Linked DNA regions of Homo sapiens: region 1 is linked to region 2. A link is an interaction called in ENCODE POLR2A ChIA-PET data of the cell type or tissue named here. Cell type or tissue: endothelial cell of umbilical vein. All regions are shown on one strand. Each heading gives the region's core, and the rest is flanking DNA. Links, peaks and the distances in the headings are about the cores only.

Evidence for each region. Peaks named below come from ENCODE experiments on the same cell type or tissue, not always from the same donor. Only the 100,000 strongest peaks of a DNase experiment are listed, where the experiment ranks them.
Region 1: POLR2A ChIA-PET joins it to region 2 with 5 read pairs; 3 of 35 experiments call an interaction of 5 or more read pairs at or near these places.

Annotation. Positions count from the first base shown.
Region 1 is chr3:183,243,624-183,246,540 of GRCh38, reverse strand. All of the region lies in intron 15 of MCF2L2 (MCF.2 cell line derived transforming sequence-like 2), which reads left to right. Among named protein-coding and RNA genes, the nearest start is that of B3GNT5, 8.2 kb to the left of the region's middle. In endothelial cell of umbilical vein, for the core only: no CTCF peak of the experiment used is centred there; no DNase peak of the experiment used is centred there.
Region 2 is chr3:183,130,122-183,133,038 of GRCh38, reverse strand. The region is part of intron 5 of LAMP3 (lysosomal associated membrane protein 3); the gene reads left to right. Among named protein-coding and RNA genes, the nearest start is that of LAMP3, 31 kb to the left of the region's middle. In endothelial cell of umbilical vein, for the core only: no CTCF peak of the experiment used is centred there; a DNase peak (open chromatin) is centred at 1,078; H3K27ac peaks cover 2,312 bases.

The DNA.
Region 1 (2,917 bases), core at 193-2,692, 110 kb before region 2:
TTCAGCCTTAAAAATGAATCAAATTCTGATAAATGCTACAACATGAATGAACCTTGAAAGCATTACGCTACGTGAAATAAGCCAGACACCAAAGGATGAATATTGTATGATTCCACTTATATGAGACACCTAGAATAGGAAAATTCATACAGAAAGTAGAATAGAGGTTCCCAGGAGCTGTGGGGAGGTGGAGAATGAGGTCATGTTTAATAGGTACAGAGATTCAGTTTGGGATGATGAAAAAGTCTGGAAATGGCTAGTGGTGATGGTTACACAACATTGTGAATGTACTTAACACTACTGAACTATACACTTCAAAAAGGTTTAAATAGTAAATTTTATGCATATCTTACCACAATTAAAAAAAACTTTATAATACCTAAAATGCCATACAAATGCAAGCATTATTAACTTGAATTAAGATTAATAGGATTGTGTTTATGATCAATCTCTTAAAGTGCTATATGCACAAAGTTACATTGTCATTATTTATTGTGTGATATTGAAGAACATCTATTCAGATAAACTTTAAAAATAATTTATATCCCATCTTCTTCCAAAAAGAATTTGAGGTAGTTTACCATAAAATCATCAGGGTAATGAGAACAAATCCTATTAATGTAAGACAAAATATAGAAACTGAGATACAAAGCAGAGAAGAAGGAAGAGAAGGCAGATTACCTGAGCAAAACTCAACTGTTATCCTCCTAGGAACCAGGGAAGTGTTCATATTCATCAGATCTTTTATTCTTAAATGTCATTGGTTTCAATATGATCCTCGTATGGGTCTATAGTGCTTTGTGTTGTTACCATTAACAGTTCTAGGAATTTATTTTATAATCAGGAAACACCTAATCAAAACAGAAGAAGGATGTAAAACTTAAGAACATGTTTTCCTGAGACCGAGCCCTCAGGACTGTATTGAGACCGAGCCCTCAGGACTGTATTCTGTGTTTAATGAAACAGGTTCCTGGAAGGGTATCTGCCCTGCTTGCCACAGCCCCATCAATCTCCTATACCTCCCCTGGCCAGCACTCATCCACACTCGTGGCCTGGCATGACAACCATCTCCTCAGCTAGCTCCCCCAGCCTCCCAGCCCCCATCCAAACTCTGCTCTGGGCAGCCTGGATCCTGTAAGGCCCTGTGTGTGGCCATGACTCCAGCCCCTGCTGGAGTTTACTCCTCATGGCACTCCTGTCTTCCTGGATAAACCCTGTACCTCTTGTAGAGGATAGGTCAGACTTCACCTTCTCCAACCCAATCCATTCCCCTTCTCCTTTCTGTTTCTATGTGGCACTCCAGTTACACATTAACTGTTAGTTAATCAGGGTTGCAAATGAATAAAAGTCTTGTGACCTTTGTTTCATTTATTGTGAAAAGCAGGGGCCATTAGACAAAAGATTACATCAAACAGTCTATTAGAAATGATAACATATTTATAGAATGATACATGAGGGCCAAGAGGGGAAGTCAAGTTTATCTAATCCAGCCCTTTGACATACAAAGAAACAGAATCTGAGAAAGGAAGTGACTTACCCTGTATCCTAGAGGTAGAAATAGAACTGGAACCCCAGTTTCTTGAAACCCTGTGTTTTTATAACACCATGCTAATTTCATTCTAATTTGTGTTTTATTTAATAATCAGCAAACAGTTCTTTAGATGCACCCCAAACATAGGCCAAGAGCAACTAGGTAAAGTAGCAGAAACAGTACTTGCTTTGCAAAAGCCATAGACCTTGGGCAATGTTTCAGAGCCCTGGGCCTCTATTTGAACTGTTTCCTGATTATTAAATAAAACACAAATTAGAATGAAATTAGCATGGTATTATGCAAACACTGGGTTTCAAGAAACTGGGGTTCCAATTCTATTTCTACTTCTGTTTTTACATCTGTAAAATGAAGAGATGAGCTGGATCGTCTTTAAGTTTATATCTGCTTTTAGCATTTTATGAACCTACTAGACGATTGGCTTAACCCCACGGCATTAGTCAGTGTTCTCTAAAGGTACAGAACTAATAGGATAGATGAATATATGAAGGGGAGTTTATTAGGAGAGTTGACTCACACAATCACAAGATACCAAGTCCCACAATAGGCATCTGCAAGCTGAGGAGTCAGGAAGCCAGTCTGAGTCCCAAAACCTCAAAAATAGGGAAGCTGATAGTGCAGCCTGCAGTCTGTGGCCAAGTGCCAAAGAGCCCCTGGCAAATTACTGTTGTAAGTCCAAGAGTCCAAAAGCTGAAGAACTTGGAGTCTGATGTTCCAGGGCAGGAAGCATCCAGCACTGGAGAAAGATCTAGTCCTTCCACCTTCCTCTGCCTGTTTTTTTTTTTTAATCAGATTTTGGTACTGGGAATGGTTCTAGAGGAACAGAATTTTAAGGATGGATTTCTTTTTTTTCTTTTTTTTTGTTTTTGAGCTGGAGTCTCACTCTGTCACCCGGGCTGGAGTGCAGTGGCGCAATCTCAGCTCACTGCAAGCTCCGCCTCCTGGATTCATGCCATTCTCCTGCCTCAGCCTCCCGAGTAGCTGGGACTACAGGTGCCCGCCACCATGCCTGGCTAATTTTTTGTATTTTTAGCAGAGATGGGGTTTCACTGTGGTCTCAGTCTCCTGACCTCGTGATCCGCCTGCCTTGGCCTCCCAAAGTGCTGGGATTACAGAAGGATAGATTTCTTTAGTTGGTTTTTGGGTTTCTGGAGTTGGTTGCTTAATATGATTAGACCCCAAAATGCTAAGGACTCTACTTCTAATTGTGTGGAGAACACTGATAGTCCTTGGCACGAACTGTTCAAACACTTATGCAAAAGAAATGCATTCAGTACTCCTGATTCACCACTCATGAGAGGCAAGGAGTTTAATGACTCTATACATAATACCTTTGACCATATATAGAGGACCAAGGAATATAACGAA
Region 2 (2,917 bases), core at 140-2,639:
AAAGCTGAGGCAGATGTGGCAGTGCCACTTCCCAGCATTTGTGGCCAGTCTGTAACACTTGTTACTCTGACTTCAATTACAGCGGATGAATGCTTCAGTGACAGAAACAGGAGAGAAATCCCTGTGGCCATGGGCCTGAGTATCACAGGACTGCTTGTCATTTTGCTAACCGCATGTCTGGTGGCCAGAAAGAGGCCCAGTAGAGGATATGAACGCATGTAAAGCCCCACTTTCTTCAAAATGTGCAAAGTTAAGGTCTTGGGAATTCCAGCATCATATTCAGCCTGAAGTGAAAGGATTGACCTGTCTCGTTGCCTGTTGCACCCTCCTGAGCTGATTAGGAAACCTAACTTTCCACCAAAGGGCTACCGCAGTGCTGGGAAACAGCACCTCCCCTACTTCCTCCTGTTGCTTTGGGGAGGCCATGCCAGGTGTGCTTGATGCCCTCTGCCATACCTGAATATACCAGTGCTGGCTTCCGGAATTAGGGGCAATAGGCAGAGACATGAGTGGGGTGCTTGTGAGAAGGGAGAAAGCGAAAACCCGGAGGGAGAATTGTGGGGAAGACGTTTACAAATTGACTGATTTTTCTTATACATTTTCAAGAGTCCTGATTTTCAGTTTTTAAAAACATTACTTTAAAAAAACCAATGCATTTCAAAGTTGATTACAAAATGATTTTAAACTCCTGGATTTTACCCAAATTTTGTTTACTTAAATTATAGATGATCTTAATATGCTATTATTTTAAAAAAACATATCCTACTCTATTGTAATGTATTATCAGTTTAAAAAATTAGGAAACTGCCTATTTCACTTTTTTAATTTAAAGCACATATCAAAGATCATGGCAAAAAAGGAGGGGCTCAATAAATGTTAGCCCTTCAGTTGCTTCAATTTCATGTGTTGTCTGCCTTCTTAGCTACTTTTTTCCGGGTTTGTCGGCTTTTCTTTGATGTTATTTTATTCTTGTAAATGTGTCCATTTGGACCATTGCAGGACAGGAGGGAGACAGAGCAGGGAGACAATATGGAATGGCAAGCAGGAAGAGGTAGACCTGCCTGGAGGATCACTCACTTCCCTTTTACGCAAACATTCACCAAAAGCAGTACATTCCTGATGGGGGACGGTTGATATCTGAGGGAAAAATTCTATTAAAATATGGCTTAGGATGTTATTCATGGTTTCCTATTACATTGATGGGGGTTTTTCATTCAGAGAAAAAGGAGAGGTATGTTCTTAATTGATTCTACTGACTGGAAGTTTTCTTGTTTTTCCAAATTTTCCAGAGGTGCCATTCATTATTTTTAACATGACATTTATGAAATTTGGCAACAACTCTAAAACTACTGCCTACTTAGGAAATGTACTGACTCTCCCAGGAGGCATTTTTGCTCTCCTTGTTTTCTTAGAATTGGGGCTGTGGGGAGGGCACACCGCAGCTTCAAAAGAGCACTAAGAGCCCCTGAAGACATCCAGAGTGTCAGAAAATGTCTGTTTCCCTCTTAAAACAGATGTTGATGACAATCTGATATGAGGACCCGGGAGTTCCCCAAAGAGACTCGGGCTTAACAGCAAGAGCTTGGCTTTGGAGAGCTGTGATCTCCTTCCACCTCCTCCTTCAAACTGGCACCTGCTCCAGGCTCCCCTGTGTCCAGTGTTAAGGGCACTCGAAAGTTCTGTAGGGCAGAGGACAAGGTGTTTATTCACCAGCCACTCACTCTTCTGCAGAATGATTAATGTAAGATTTACCTTCTAGCATGTGGAAATTTCTCCCCTAGCAGATGAAACAAGAAGCAGAATTTAAAATCAAGTATAGAGGGATATGACCACTTAAATTTAATTTTCCTCCCTACCTTCTTCAGTGAGTTCTTTTGGATGATGGCCACTGCTTGGACTCCTGCTATCTATTCCCCCGACCCCAGTACTGATTATTTTTAGAATTAATTTGAATTAGCATTCTGGTAACCACAAAAAGCAAAGGTTTCATTGGAATGGCCAGTAAATAAACGCTTGGATGTGTAATTTACTCACAGTCCTGCCCACTTTCCAGGTGGAGAGCAGAGGGGGCAGTGGAGCTGGGCTCCTCACCTGCCTCCCCTCCTAACCACACACACATTCACCCTAAGAAGCCTGTGATGAGAGGGAAAAAAATTCTGTGAACTCCTCCATTACTAAACCTGGAGGAAAAAAAAAAGAGTGGGTTGCTTTATTTTCTTCGTTTTCCAACCTAGGGTAGTGAAAATGGCTCCCAGGAAGACTGGGAAGAGTAAAGGGAGGGACAGACGGAGGTGAACTGGGGAAGAAACCCCAAAGCAGACGATCGCTCCAGGCTGCAGCTAGTTTCCATGCTACAAAAAAGAGAATAGAATCCAAATATCTAACCCAAAGGGAAACATTAACTGATCTCAGATGCAATGGAAAGAAAGACCATAATTCACCCAAACGGCATCATAGGAAATGGAGTATCTCGACTGCCACGCTCAAGCATGAGCAAGATGAAAACAAACTGCATGGCCACTGTGCCAAAATACTGCAGCAAAATAAGAATAGTTTGAAATTAAATTAAGAAAAGGAGTGAGGCCAGGCACGGTGGCTCACGCCTGTAATCCCAGCACTTTGGGAGGCCGAGGCGGGCGGATCATGAGGTCAGGAGATCGAGACCATCCTAGCTAACATAGTGAAACCCCGTTTCTACTAAAAACACAAAAAATTAGCCAGGCGTGGTGGCAGGCGCATGTAGTCCCAGCTACTCGGGAGGCTGAGGCAGGAGAATGGCGTCAACCCGGGAGGCAGAGCTTGCAGTGAGCCAAGATGGCACCACTGTACTCCAGCCTGGGTGACAGAGCGAAACTCCGTCTCAAAAAAAAAAAAAAAAAAAAAAGGAGTGAGGGTGTATTAGTTTGCTAAGACTGTC